Linked DNA regions of Homo sapiens: region 2 is linked to region 1. The links are chromatin contacts, found by Hi-C or POLR2A ChIA-PET in ENCODE. All regions are on one chromosome and are shown on one strand. The core of a region is the stretch at or near the end of the contact, and the rest is flanking DNA. Distances in the headings are between cores, read along the strand shown. Region 1 holds the start of CAMTA1 (calmodulin binding transcription activator 1). Region 2 holds the start of TMEM201 (transmembrane protein 201).

The links. Hi-C counts contacts between places; a loop is a spot of excess contacts on that map. ChIA-PET counts read pairs that join two places held with the same protein, here RNA polymerase II (POLR2A). Pooled maps may share reads with other maps.
Region 2: a map of CD4-positive, alpha-beta T cell shows a loop between it and region 1 (12-fold over the local background). The contact joins the promoter of TMEM201 here to the promoter of CAMTA1 in region 1. A Hi-C loop is called at or near these places in 1 of 168 maps with a recorded cell type or tissue (CD4-positive, alpha-beta T cell) and 4 of 50 pooled maps. POLR2A ChIA-PET finds 5 or more read pairs at or near these places in 1 of 52 experiments (CD8-positive, alpha-beta memory T cell).

What each region holds. Positions count from the first base shown.
Region 1 is chr1:6,781,812-6,788,844 of GRCh38, forward strand. CAMTA1 (calmodulin binding transcription activator 1) reads left to right here and starts at 3,643. Exons shown (of 23, transcript NM_015215.4): 1 at 3,643-3,764. The coding sequence starts at 3,720. CAMTA1-DT (CAMTA1 divergent transcript) reads right to left here and starts at 3,169. Exons shown (of 3, transcript NR_149049.1): 1 at 2,847-3,169; 2 at 2,338-2,412; 3 at 2,081-2,234. RefSeq lists enhancers at 2,009-2,685, 2,686-3,360 and silencers at 2,486-2,545, 2,626-2,685, 2,816-3,225, 3,566-3,725, 3,936-4,205 and 1 more.
Region 2 is chr1:9,585,492-9,592,524 of GRCh38, forward strand. TMEM201 (transmembrane protein 201) reads left to right here and starts at 3,420. Exons shown (of 11, transcript NM_001130924.3): 1 at 3,420-3,552. The coding sequence starts at 3,440. RefSeq lists silencers at 3,016-3,425, 3,436-3,635, 3,796-3,865.

The DNA of each region.
Region 1 (7,033 bases), core at 2,393-4,892:
AATACCTACATTTTCTAAAATAAAATTAGTGGTAAGTGTGAGATTGTTTTAGTTTTGCAAATCACTTTAATATCTGACAGTAGAAGACTGCTGGATTCTTCTCTGCTTCTGAATCTTCTGCATTCAGCCTGTTGTGAGATCACGTATCTTGCAGCCTCTGGAAAACACTGCACACAGAGTGCAGTGTTGGGAGAAATTGACATATCATTGCTATAAAAATAGTTCTGAAGTCAGGTGTGGTGGCTTATGCCTGTAATCCGTGCACTTCAAGAGGCTGAGGTGGGAGGATCACTCGAGCTCAGGAGTTTGAGACCAGCCTGGGCAACAAGGTGAGACCCTGTCTCTACAAAACTTAAAAATTAGCTGGGCATGGTGGTGCATGCTTGTGGTTCTAGCTACCGGGGAGGCTGAGGTGGGAGGATTACTGCAGCCCAGGAGTTCGAGGCTACAGTGAGCTTTGATGGCACTACTGCACTCCAGCCTGGGCGACAGAGCAGGACCCTGTCTAAAAAAGTTTTGACTTTTGGGTCCCTTGAGTCTTGGGGCTCCCTCTGCTCGACCAAGGTCCCTAGAGAACCACTGTTTTGAGAACCACTGTTGTGGCCTGAGGCTAAGGTAATTTCAATGGTGATGGTGTTGAGGCCCAGGTGATGTTTGTGACCTTCTCCGGTGTTCCCATCGCACCTGTCCTGCTGCTGCTTATGTTTGTGAACCTGGCCAAGTTGGGAGTCTCTTGAAGGAAGACACTCAACTTTATTCACCTTTCTTTCAATTTAAATGAGTGTTTTAATGATAAAAGTAACATAGAGGCCAGGCGTGGTGGCTCATGCCTGTAATCCCAGCACTTTGGGAGGCTGAGGCAGGCGCATCACTGGAGGTTGGGAGTTTGAGACCACCCTGACCAACATGGAGAAACCCTGTCTCTATTAAAAATACAAAATTAGCTGAGCATGGTGGCGCATGCCTGTAATCCCAGCTACTCTGGAGGTTGAGGCAGGAGAATCGCTTGAACCCGGGAGGCAGAGGTTGCGGTGAGCCGAGATTGCGCCATTGAACTCCAGCCTGGACAACAAGAGTGAAACTCCATCTCAAAAAAACAAAACAAAAAAAAAACCAAAAAACAACAACAAAAACAGCTATATTATAGAAAATAGGCAATTAAAAAAAACTCACTTATAATCCCCCATACGTCATTTATTTGGTGTATGTTATCAGTCTATTTTTTTTTTTTTTGAGGTGGAGTCTTGCTCTTGTCACCCAAGCTGGAGTGCAGTGGTGCGATATTGGCTCACTGCAACCTCTGCCCGCTGGGTTCAAGCAATTCTCTTGCCTCAGCCTTCCAAGTAGCTGAGACCTCAGGCGCCTGCCACCTTGCCCACCTAATTTTTATATTTTTAGTGGAGACGGGGTTTTGTCATGCTGGCCAGGCTGGTCTCGAACTCCTGGCTTCAAGTGATCTGCCCACCTTGGCCTCCCAAAGTGCTAGGATTGACAGGCGTGAACCACTGCACCCGGCCTGTATCGGTCTTTTTTAAAATGCAGTTTTTTTAGCCTATCATCTCACCTCATAAATGAACACCATAATTTTGGGTATTGCCCCCTCTATCTAGCAATGGGTGATTTTCTGTTTCTGATGTCTACAACTACCATAATGTTCCACTGTGTAGATGTAACACAATTTACTAAATACCCAATATTAGCACATGTAGGATGCTCCCAATTTTTTGTTGTAGTTAAGTACAGTGATCCTGTGAAGAATACCTTCACACATACAGCTTTTCTGGCATTTAGTGTTATTTCCTTAGAACAGATTCCCAGAAGTAAGATCACTGGGTCAAAAGATGCAGACATTTTTATGGCTTTTAATACATACTGTAAAATTGCTTTTCGAAAGGAATATACTAATTTACAATGCCACCAGCACTTCTTTTAAGAATCCGTTTCTCCACACAAATCGTCAACATAGGTGCTATTAAGAATGCTAATCGATAAAATATTGTCCCGCCGTTGTTAAAATTTTGCAATTTTTGAGGCTCATAAAATTAAAGTTTCTTGAAGAATGAGTGTGTAACACAAAACATTCTTTTGGGACATCTTTATTTCTGGAAAACCTAAGACATTCTTACTTGTGAAGACCAGAAAAAGAACACATGTTGTTAGGATTGGCACAGAATTCAGTGTGACAGTCAATCTTAATGCCAGAACACTTGAACGAGGATTTTTCACTTATTTTGCTAGTTGTCACCAACAGTAGCAAAAGGAAAAATAAAATGCGGAAGAATGAAATGTTCTTACTGCAAACCGTACAAGATCACATTGAGGGGCTGGAGCTCTTACATTCAACTTTTCTTTCCTTTTTCTTCTTTTTAAACAATTTGCGATTGCAGCCTCTCCTTTTGTTTCCGGTATTACCTGCCCAGGAGCAGAATTCCTTACTTTCTCCGGAGAGAGGCCGGTCCCTGGGAGCGCTGCCCAGCCACCCGCACGCCTAGCCGCCCCGAGAGCCGCACTCGGCGGACCCGGTTCCTAGGCTCGTTCCCGGGGCACCTGGCGGGCGCCCACCTCCCGGGGGGCACGTGCTCCCGTACGCAGCGCGAGGGCAGCGGGTGCCTGGCTATTTATTAGGAAAAGCCCCGCGCGGACTCTCCGGATTGAGGAGGGTGGGAAACTCGGCTGCCCAGCGCTCCACCCGGGCGGCCGGGGCTGGCGCTTCTCTGCTTTCGGCCGGCGGCCTCATCCTGGGACAGGCAACCATGAGTCATCCGCTCCGCGGGTCACATGGGCAACGTGACCAAAATAAAGTTTCGGTATTTTAAGCCGCCAGAAAAGGGGACAACGGAGCTCACCGGGGGCGGGCACAGGAGGCGGGCGCAGGCGGGCGGCGCCGGGGCCGTGGGGACGCGGCGCCGAGGGGGCGGGGCCTGGCGGGAGGCTCGCCCCTCCCCCACGGCCGGCAGCGACGCCCGGACTCCTAGGCAGTCGGACTCCAGGGCGCGGCACCCCTGCGGACCTCAGCCCCGAGGCCCCCCGCGTCCGGCTCCCCACCGGCAGCGGCGGCGGGCTGCGGGATCCCGGAGATCCCGGCGCGTCCCCCACAGCCACCGGGACCCCACGCGCCAGCAGCGGCTTCCCCGGGAACGTCCTTCAGCCCCGGGAGCACGCGGGAAAAGCCCCAGCGTGCCAATGAGGGAGCGCCTTCCTCATGACGGTCACGCTCGGGGGCGGGGCTTCCCTTCGCCGCTCCCGAGTTCCGGGAACCCCCTTTGATTGGTCTGGACGGCCTGGGAAACACTGTAGTGACGCCCAATCAAAACGCCACGTCTCGGCCTCGAGGAAATATTCCGTGTCGGGCCCGTCCTGATTGGACAGTTCTTTCGGGTTCTGGCCACTAGGAAGCTTTGTTTAGGTCCGGAAGGCGGGCTTTCCTGGGAGTGGGTGGGGAGGGGGCGTTGATTCTTGACCAATCCTTTCAGTCCGTTGGGTGGTGACCAGCCAATGGGCCGGATGGATAGGACGCTCCTCCCGGAGAGTAGTGAGACCCCTGGTGCGGGGCGATTGGCGGCGGGAGCGATGAGTGGCAGCCGCACGGCCCAACGGGAGCTGTGCGTGGGCCGCGGGGCGGGGCCAGGGCGGGTGCGCGGCGGCGGCGGGGTGGCTGGGCCGGCGGCGGCGGCGGTACGAGGCGCGCGCTCGGGGTCCCGGTCGCGAGGAGGAGGAGGATGTGGCGCGCGGAGGGGAAATGGCTGCCGAAAACAAGCCGGAAGGTAAGAGCCGGAGCGCGAGGGGCTGGGGGGCGGCGCGGCGGGCGGCGGGACCCGGCCCCGCCGGACATCCCGGGCATCGGCGGCGCCGGGCGGGAGCGCGGGGGCGCGGCGGGCGGGCGGGCGGGCGACCCGGCCGGGGAGGGGGCCGGCGGGGTGGGGGGGCGGAGCGCGGCCGAGTCCTGAGGTGACTCGCGGGGCCGGCGGAGCGCGGCGCCCCACACCCCACCCCCGGGGGCGGGCTGGGGCCGGAGGGGGCGGGGGGCTCGCGGGGCGGGGACCGGGCCCAGCGAGGAGGAGGAGCCGGCGGAGGGCCGGCGCCTCCCCCACCCGGACCGGGCATCCCCGCCGCTCCCGAGCCCGCTGCGCGGCCCCCGCACCCCCGGCGCTGGGTCCACGGTGGGGGCCGCGGGGCGGAAAGTTTATCCGCCTCGGGTCCTCCTGGCCCCGCGCCCCACTGCTCCGGGCCGGTCCCCGTCGGGCGGCAGCGGCCGGCGCTCAGCCCTCGCCGGCCCCCTGCTCTCCGGCGGGCAGGGCCAGATGTACTCTCTCCGGCACCCTCTTCAGCCCCGTGGACACCTCCCTGAGCGGGCGGGGGGTCCCCGAGCTTCTCCCCGCCAGGGGGACCCCGTCCTGCCGAGCGTCCCTCGGCCGAAGGGCCTCGTGTGACCCCTCCCCCTTCGCTTCCCGGGAAGGGAAGGGGGCCTGCGCAGCATCCCCGCCCCTCGCAGTCGTTCACATCCTACTCTTGCCCTTGCACCCTCACAGCCAGGAGGGTGGGGTCTCCGTTTCTATGGCAAGTGAGGATCTCCACACTCCCTTGCCCTTTACCTTCCGTGACCCCGATCCTTCCTTGGCACAGGGGTCCGTCTGATCTGCTCATCTTCTTTGGATTCTTTTGGGGCCTCTGCACACTCTCCGTTGACCCTTTTTGCCAGGACAAGGGGACTCAGGCTGCCCATGTTCTTCTTTCCTCACCCAGTGGATAGTGGGGGCTTGTGCAGCTCTGAAGTCATTTCTAAATAGGAAAGCAGACACTTCTTCCAGATCATGCATACTCTTACACTTTGCTGGGTTAGGGCGAGCTCATTTCCTAAATACCCTTTGAGTTGCCCTCCTTTTCTTATGGAGACAACTGGACGTTCACCGTGCTCCTTTCGCCATTTGTGTGTCTACACTGACTTGTTCTCTCTTCTCGGAGTTCCTTGTCTGGGTGAGAGTGGGCGCCCCAATAAGATGTAGGGCAGGGCTTCCATTGTGCCTAGTGCTTGAGTGAAAAGGGGCCACACTAGTTGCTCCTGTGTCTGAGGAAGACCGGGGTATATTTTTGCCTCCACTTGACTCTTGTGTCTCAGGAGGGGGCAACCTTCATCAGTTGACACTACCTCACTGGGAAAAGGGTCATGTGGCCTTGTTTTTTGATGTTTTGATTACTGTCTTCTGTGCAGTGAGAACCAGACTTTGTCCGTCCCACACTCAAGAGTCCTTGAACCTTTCCTGGATATAAACTTCCCGATTGTTTTTTGAGAGAACTCATATCCTCCTCTGTGGCTTCTGCTTCGCAGTCAGCCATATTTAGTGAGCCTGTTACTTTGACTTTTTCTAATTTTCTCAAATTGTATTCATGTTGGCTGGGTAAGGAGAAGCCATATGCCTTTCCATTCAGAAAAGGGAGTGTAGACACCCGTGTCGCCCACATGCCATCCTGGAAGAGGTTGCTTGTGTGCTCCTTGTTGTACTAGAACCTTCCTTTGGCTCTGGTGTTGTCTCTTGTGGGATCCAGACATTTCTTTAGATCTTGTAGCTTTCAGAAGGGGGAATTTGAATGCTTTCTGTTTTTTGCTGTTCCGGTTCTGCTTTGGAGAACCAGATCATGATGCTATATTCATTTGTTTACATATACATACATGTAGGTATACACAGATGAAATCACATTCATTACATATACAGTGCACAGGAAGTTGGAAGGGTCAGATGACTAGCTCTACATTTTGGGTGCATATGGGGACCTTTATGTGTAATGATACAGATAGATATTAACGTTGTTGGTAACTCTTCAGGCTTAGAAGCAGCAGCAGAAGAATCACGGATAAATGGCCAATTCTGACTATTCTTTGGTTTGTAATGTGTACTGTACTGAATAAGCAGAACGACATCCTGCGTGTTCACCAAGTCCCTGAATGTGCGAAGCGTACAGTGCCTGCCCATACGCATCGCAACTTTGGCGGTCTGAATTTAGGGGTGGTATTCGTTGCTTGATTCTGCATAGAGTGAAAAGTTCTTGATTTCTTTACTGCAGTGTAGGGGAAAGAGATTTCGTGTGTTTGGACAAACGACAGGAGATGGGTGAGAAGAATATGTTTTCCTGTGACAGAACTAGGAACGAATGACCGTAAATATGTCCCTTTTGTATTTTGGCCATTTAAATAATTGAGAGAGGTTGTGAAATTAGCAAAATGTACCTGTGGAAAGGCCCTCGACGCTTCATGAGAGGATGGGGAACGTTATTCTTCAAGTTCTTTTCTCTTGGACAGGGGAATGATTTGAGCCCTGTCGGCTCTAGTCAGGTGCTTTGCCTCCTCAGGTCTCCCTCCCTCCCTCCCTCCCTCCCTTTCTCCCTCTTTCACGAAATTCAGAATGGCTGCTAGCCGCTGTCACTCAGCAGGGAAGTCTTACTCTTTGACAGGCTTAGTGTGGAGACTCATCCTCCCCAACAAGTTCCGTTGGGCTCTGGGGCTTTGGCCTTTAAAACTGTTCTAGCTCAGAGGCTCGCTTTGCCTCAGTTTACTGTGTAAGGAGAAGTGGCTCATCGGAGATTGGGTCAGCGCTAGTTCTGTGACTTCTGGACTTTGCCTTTCAGTTAGCATTGAGTCGTCCAGTGGGCCTGATTCCCAATGTCAGAAAGTAGAGCTTTTGAGCTCATTTTCTTGTTTTTGGTTTTAAATGTTTTTATGCTGTTCGTATTCTGTGTCTGTAGTCAGCTTGATGGGATTGTGTATTTTTAGGGGGTGTTATTAGGGAACTTCGGAAAAACGAAGAGTCGAATACCTGCTGTAGATGGTGTAGACTCAGCGGAGTCATCCCGTTTCCAGTGGTGGTTCTTCCTACCGTTTCCTCCATGGCCCCATGGAGACTTTGGGAGTTTTCCCTGGTAAGCAGGGGGCTCCGTGCAAGGCGCAGTGGAAGGAAAAGTGGTAAAGATTGGTTGGAAGAAGACACTTGAGGTTATTGTCTGAAGCTGGGCCCTTTTTCTTGAGTTTGATGTGGTTGTG
Region 2 (7,033 bases), core at 2,170-4,669, 2.8 Mb after region 1:
TTAATGTTGGGGTTGGGTGGTTCACGCTTGTAATCCCAGCACTTTGGGAGGGTGAGGCAGGTGGAGGATCACTTGCGCTCAGGAGTTCGAGACCAGCCTGGCAACATGGTGAAACCCTGTCTTTATTTAAAAAAAAAAAAAAAAGCTGGGTGCGGTGGTGTGCACTTGTGGTCTCAGCTACTCCAGAGGCTGAGGCAGGAGAATGAAGGACTTGAGCCCAGGAGGCGGAGGTTGCCGTGAGCTGAGATGGCACCATTGCAGTCCAGCTTGGGTGACAGGAGTGACCCTGTCTCAAAAGTACGATTAAATTATTATTGACTGTAGTCATCCTGTTGTGCTTTTTTCTTTCTCTTTTTTTAATATAAAGATTTTTTAAATTAAAACAATTTTTTTTTGAGACGGAGTCTCGCTCTGTGGCCCAGGCTGAAGTGCAATGGCATGATCTCGGCTCACTGCAACCTCCACCTCCTGGGTTCAAGCGATTCTCCTGCCTCAGCCTCCCAAGTATCTGGAATTACAGGTGCCCGCCACCACGCCTGGCTAATTTTTGTATTTTTAGTAGAGACAGGGTTTCACCATATTGGCCAGGCTGGTCTCAAACTCCTGATCTCAAGTTATCTGCCTGCCTTGGCCTCCCAAAGTGCTGGGATTACAGGCATTAGCCACCTTGCGGTAGCTCACACCTGTAATCCCAGCACTTTGGGAGGCTGAGGAAGGAGAATTGCTTGAGGCCAGGAGTTCAAGGCCAGCCTGGGCAACATAGGGAGACCTTCTCTTTACAAAAAAATTAGCTGAGCATGCACCTGTAGTCCCAGCTACTTGGGAGGCTGAGGTGGGAGGATCCCTTGAGGCCAGGAGGTTGAGGCTGCAGTGAGCCATGGGATTGTGCCACTCTACTCCAATCTGGACGACAGAGCAAGAGGGGCATCTGAGCCTGTGGAATGGTCTGACTTCAAAGTCAAGATCTGACAAACCATTTCATTCCTTTTACTTAAGAATTACAGATCCATGGATGATACTGCTGATAAAGGTGTGCTTAAACTAATGCACGTAATAGAATTGGCCACATAAAGAGTCCTTTGGGTGGGACATGCAAACTGAATCTTCCTTGGGAAGCAAATGGCACTTAAACACAATGCCTGCCTGCTGTTTTGAGGGAAGATACACCTTAAATGATTATTTTGTTTGCTCATGGCTGGTGAAAGCATCAAGACTGCATGGAAAGGCTTTTGCTGGGATACTCACAAGAAAGAGGAGGTCCAGACCCAAGTGAACCTCCAGGTTTCCTGTCTGCTTCACTTTCCAGTCCCCCTTCCCCCCAGTGAATGTGCATGATTCCGGTGTGGACAGAGGAACTGGCTGCAGGAGCAAAAAAACATTTGCCCTCAATCCATCACTACCCACAAAGAGTTTACAATGTTAACCTCAAAAAAAAAAAAGTGATCAGAACACTGGAACATAGTGTGTAATTAGATACAAATATTTTCTGTTTACTTTTTTAAAACTAGTAATTTAGCTGAAATCAATAATGAAACACAGTGACTCTTCCCCTTGAATCTCCTCCCACCACCAGGTAATCAGTTTGCAGTTCAGTGTTAACTATTCTCCACTTCCCACAAGCACATAAGGCTTTATTTAAGCTTTGGATATTATTTAAAAATCAATCTGCATGTTGCTTTTTCTTTTTCTTTTTCTTTTTTTTTTTTTTTTTGAGATGGAGTCTCACTCTGTTGCCAGGCTGGAGTGCAGTGACGCAACCTCAGCTCGCTGCAACCTCCGCCTCCTGGGTTCAAGCAATTCTCCTGCCTTAGCCTCCCATGTAGCTGGGACTACAGGCGCCCACCACCACACCCAGCTAATTTTTGTATTTTTAGTGGAGACCAGGTTTCACCATGTTGGTCAGGATGGTCTCCAGCTCCTGACCTTGTGATCCGCCTGCCTCGGCCTCCCAAAATGCTGGAATTACAGGCGTGAGCCACCATGTGCCCGGCCTGCATGTTGCTTTTTTGTTGTCGTTTTTGTTTTTTCAGAAGGAGTCTCCTGTCACCAGGCTGGAATGCAGCGGCACAATCTTGACTCGTTGCAACCTCCGCCTCCCAGGTTCAAGCGATTCTTGTGCCTCAGCTTCCCGAGTAGCTGGGATTACAGGTGTGCACCACCACGCCCGGCTAATTTTTGTATTTTCAGTAGAGATGGGGTTTCACCATGTTGCCCAGGCTGGTCTTGAACTTCTGACCTCAGGTGATCCGCCCGCCTCGGCCTCCCAAAGTGCTGGAATTACAGGTGTGAGCCACCGCGCCCTGCCTGCATGTTGCTTTTTAAAAACAATGTATCATCCATCTATGCCAATAACTCCAGATCTGGCTTTCTTTTCTTTTCTTCCTTTCTTTCTTTCCTTCTTTCCTTCCTTCTTTCCTTTCTTCCTTCCTTCCTTCTTTCTCTCTCTCTCTCTTTCCTTGCCTTTCCTTTCTTTTTTGAGAAGGAGTCTCGCTTTTGTCGCCCAGGCTGGAGTGCAGTGGCGCGATCTCGGCTCACTGCAAGCTTCGCCTCCCGGGTTCACGCCATTCTCCTGCCTCAGCCTCCCGAGTAGCTGGGACTACAGGCGCCCGCCACCACGCCCGGCTAATTTTTTGTATTTTTAGTAGAGAGGGGGTTTCACCGTGTTAGCCAGGATGGTCTCGATCTCCTGACCTCGTGATCCGCCCGCCTCGGCCTCTCAAAGTGCTGGGATTACAGGCGTGAGCCACCGCGCCCTGCCTGGATCTGGCATTCTTTCTAATGGTTGCATTATGTTCCGAACTATGGCTGTCCTATGATTTATTCAACCATGTCCCTATCCGTGGATGATCGTGTTTCTAAAAAGCTAGTTTTTCAACCATTAGAGCGGCTCAAGGAGCTGCTAAACAGCACTGGGCGCATAGGCTGGGTTTGACTAGACAGGATTAGCGAGGGGGAAAAAGACTAATTACAAGCAGTTGCGTACTCTGGAGATGCTCCCCTTAGCAGAAGCTCGGTGGACTGTCTGCAGCCAGACCTCCGGGCCTGGCGGCTGGCGCGGGAGGCAGAAGGCGGGGCTTTCCTACAGGGCTCCGTGCCCCGCCCTCCCCGCGCCGCCTTCCACCTCCGGCCGCGCGGGGGCGCTCCCCGGCCGGCTCTGTCGCTTCCGCCGCCGCCCCGCCCACCCGGGCTCACCCCTCGTCCCGATTGGCTGCGCGACGGGAGCGCGCCGAGTCAGGGGGCGGGCCCGCGCCCGCTACAAAGCGGCGAAGGTCACGGCGCGAGGAGGCGCGCGTCGCCGCCCCGCGTCCCGCCTGCGGCCCGCGCCCCCGGCGTCACCGCCTCCTGCCCGCCTGCCCGCCTGCCCGCCTGCCCGCCTACCCGCCTACCCGCCTACCCGCCTACCCCCCTGCCGGCCTGCCGTCCTTCCACGCGGAGAGCCATGGAGGGAGTGAGCGCGCTGCTGGCCCGCTGCCCCACGGCCGGCCTGGCCGGCGGCCTGGGGGTCACGGCGTGCGCCGCGGCCGGCGTGTTGCTCTACCGGATCGCGCGGAGGTGAGTGCATGGTTCGGCCCCACGCGGCCCTCTGCGCCGCCCGCCAGGCCCGCCCCCGCGCCGCCCCGGCCCGCTGCCCCCCTCGGCCGGGACCCGGGCTGCCCGCGGGCGCGCGGAGACCCCCGGCGCGCGCCGCCGCCCCCCGAGACCGGGTTGAGACTGCAGTCGGGAAGCGGCTGCGGAGTCGAGTGGAGCGGCGGGGACTCCGGGAACGTGGGGCGCGGGCGAGAGCGCCGCGCGGGGGCCACAAACTTCCTCCGGGAGCCGCGGGGGGCTGGAGCCGGTGCGCACGGGCCGCCCCTGCCCTCAGCCCCGTGCTGGGCCCCGGTGCACGGCGATGCTGGCGATCGCGGCTGGCGGTTGCTGCTCGGCATGTGACGTCCCGGGCGTTTTTCTACACGCCTCGCATCCGCGCGTTTCAGAGCCACAGCCCCTGCTTACGCTAGAGCAGCTGAGGGACAGGGAGGCTCAGTAACTTGCTGTTAATGAGAGGAATCATGGTTTGAGCCGATGGAATCTGCAGGGCAGACCCCGAGGCTGGGCTGCCTCCCAGAGGTGGGCAAGGCCTGAGATGCCTCCAAACAGTTCAAGACGGGCCGGGGCCACCCTCCTCCCTGCCCGGCTCACGGGCCATGCGGGCCCCCGGGTTCAGATCCGGCCTCTTTCATCGGCCTCCATCGCCAGGCATAAAAGCTTAGTGGCCTGTTGCTTCAGCAGAGCCTCGCAGGTAGCTTACTGTTTCTCCACTTGATCCACCTTTCCAGAGGGCAGGGGGGAAAGTGGGGTTGTGAGAACATCCTAGAAAGAGTGGATGGGTTTGCAGCTTCGGCAAGGGATGCAATGAGCTCACACCCTTAGGAAAAAGGGGAGAAGGGACTTGCCCACTCAGCAGCAAGTGGCAGAGCTGGGGTTTGAACCCTGATCGTCTGGCTGGTCTGTTTGTTCTTCCTTAACACATACCGGTGCTGCTTCTCTCCTCCAGGGGGGAAACGGGGAAAAAGAAGTACAGGTGGTTGAGTCACAGAGGCTTCCCAGAGGAGGAAGGCATGGGAGGGACATCAGCTGTGTCTGGAGGATGGGCCAGATGTGACTGAGGAGGGTAGCTGGGGATTGAGTGACCCCAGCCCAGAGGTCCCTGACAACCCAAGTCTCTCCATGTCGGTTTCTGCTGGATTCCTGGAAGTTGAGCATCTGCAGGACCAGCTTGTCCAAGCCGGTGGTTTTATACCCAGGGGACCGAGGTCCAGAGACCTCAGGTGATTTGCTCACATTCCCAGAGCATGTTGCCAGCTGAGCTGGTCCAGCACCCGGTGTTCTTCCTGGACGAAGCCGCCTCTCAGCTAACCCAGGATGGGGGGTGTTGCCTCAAGGATGAGAGCCTGGGGGAGGGGATAGTCTGCCAGCCACACAGCACCTCCGTTGTGTTTATTGAGGCTGGACTTGGACTGGGTGGCTCACTGTGCCACACACTGCAGCTGTCCTCAGGGATGCTGTCTCCCCTTCCTGCCCTGCTGGCCACAGCTCTCCATCTCCTGGAAACAAGAGTCTGGGGCCTTGGAGAGATATTGGGCTAGCTGGTGCCAGGGGAACTAGGAGGGTGCCTGGAAGTCCTTTCACGCCCCTGACGACACCAGCAGGTCACGGTGTGGCATTGAGACCCTTGCTGTTGATTGGGCCGAGAAGGGCCAGCCTTTCCCAGGATGCTTTAAGATGTCCTCATAGAGCACTGGGTTTCACCTGGAGGTCATAAATTGGCCACTGTCACGATTCAGAAGCCAGACCAACCTAGCAAGAGGTTGAGCCTTCCTCCGAGGAGGAGAGTGCTGTGACAGTGAGGAACCAAGCATTGACTCTGGCTGCAGTGTAGGTTTTGAATGACCCTCGGGAGGGCATGTAAGGAGAGCTGTTTTTGGAAGGCGACTTGGCTGGGTGGGTGTTTGCAGGCTCAGCACAGAGATGGACAGAGAGGAAGATGTAGAGGGAGTGGGCAGGTCAGCCCCACCTTGTGCTTTAGGACTGGCTGAGGCGCATGGGAAGGAGGCTGCTTCTCTGAAGGACTGAGTCCTCCCACAGCCTCAGTCAGGGCCCGCCCTGGCTTCCCCACGCATGGAGTCCTCTCGCTTCCATGGTTGTTACTGATGGGAGCAGCTGATGGCTGTAAGCACAGCACACTGTCTCCTCATGAAACTGCCAGGGCGGGCTCTACTGTTCTCCCATTTTACAGATGAGGAAACCAAAGCTTGGGGAGGTTGGGCTACCTGCCCCACATCACCCGGCTGTTAAATGGCAGGGCCCTGCCTCGCACCAGAACTTCAGCTTGTCAGCCCAGCTTCAACCTCTGGGTGCTCATGGAGCCCCTTGGCTGCTTCTCTGCACCTATGGGAAGCCACCACGGTCGGCACAGTTGGGGGGCAGATGCCCCAGTTTCACTTCCCTGTGTCCAGGCCGTCGTGAAGTCTGTGGCTTCCTAGGCCTCCCTGTCCCCTGGACGCTGCTGCTCGGGTGCCTGTCCTCAGCCCTCTTCAAACGATGCCCAGGATCCGTGCTCTGCCAGCACATCCCTGCACACACCACCGCCCCGCCTCCGGGGCTTTGTTGGTGTTTACTGGGATTGTCTCCTTTCTAGTGTTTGGGGACAAAGAGGATGCAGCCTCCCAGAGGATATGCAGCAGAGCCTCATTCTGGAAGTCAGAGTCCCCTGTAACGGCCCTTCCCGTTTCCAGGCTCCCCCCTCCCACTCACTCTCCTGCTGCTGCGCACTCTCCCTGAGCAACCGCCGCACCCCGGGCATACGTTGGGTGGTCCCCTCCCTCTGCCGTCTGCCCTGCTGGTGAGCACAGCTGTGCTTCAGGGCGACCGCAGATGCCCCGCTTATTGGCCTCTGTCCTGTGGTATCTGTCACCAGCTGCCCTGGGAGGTCGTCGTTCTTGTCTTGCTCACGTTTGCATCTCTGCCAGCCTAGGGTGGTGCTTGCTTAACTGATGGGATGTTCCGCTCGCACCAGGAGCGACCCTAGAATGGTGGATTGGGGCGTTTTCCATCCTGATGTTGGAGTTGCTGCTGTGGATTCAAGTATGTTTTGCTTGGAGATGGGCTGGAGGCCCTGGCAGTGCTAAGTTCTGAGTTGCATTTTGATGCTTCTGTCGCTGAAGCCCAGGAGGCCTCTTCTCTGGTCCTTCTGGTTGAATGAAACACGGTGTTGCCCACTTAAGCGGGAAGTGCAGGTGAGGAGCTGCTTGGGAGGCTGGCCTCTGGCTCCCTGGCCCCTGAGGGAACCTGACTCTTACAGTCTTTCCAACCCCGCACTGGGGCCAGCACACAGTGTCCCAGGTCCTGAGCAATGTGCTAAGGCCCCTGTCTGAGGAGGTGATGATTTCCCAGGGCTGGGCAGAGACTCTGGGAGCTGGCCAGCCTGCTACAACCACTGAGCTCCCCAGGGCAGGGACCAAGCCCCATCCAGTGCCCCCTCTAGCAGGTTCCC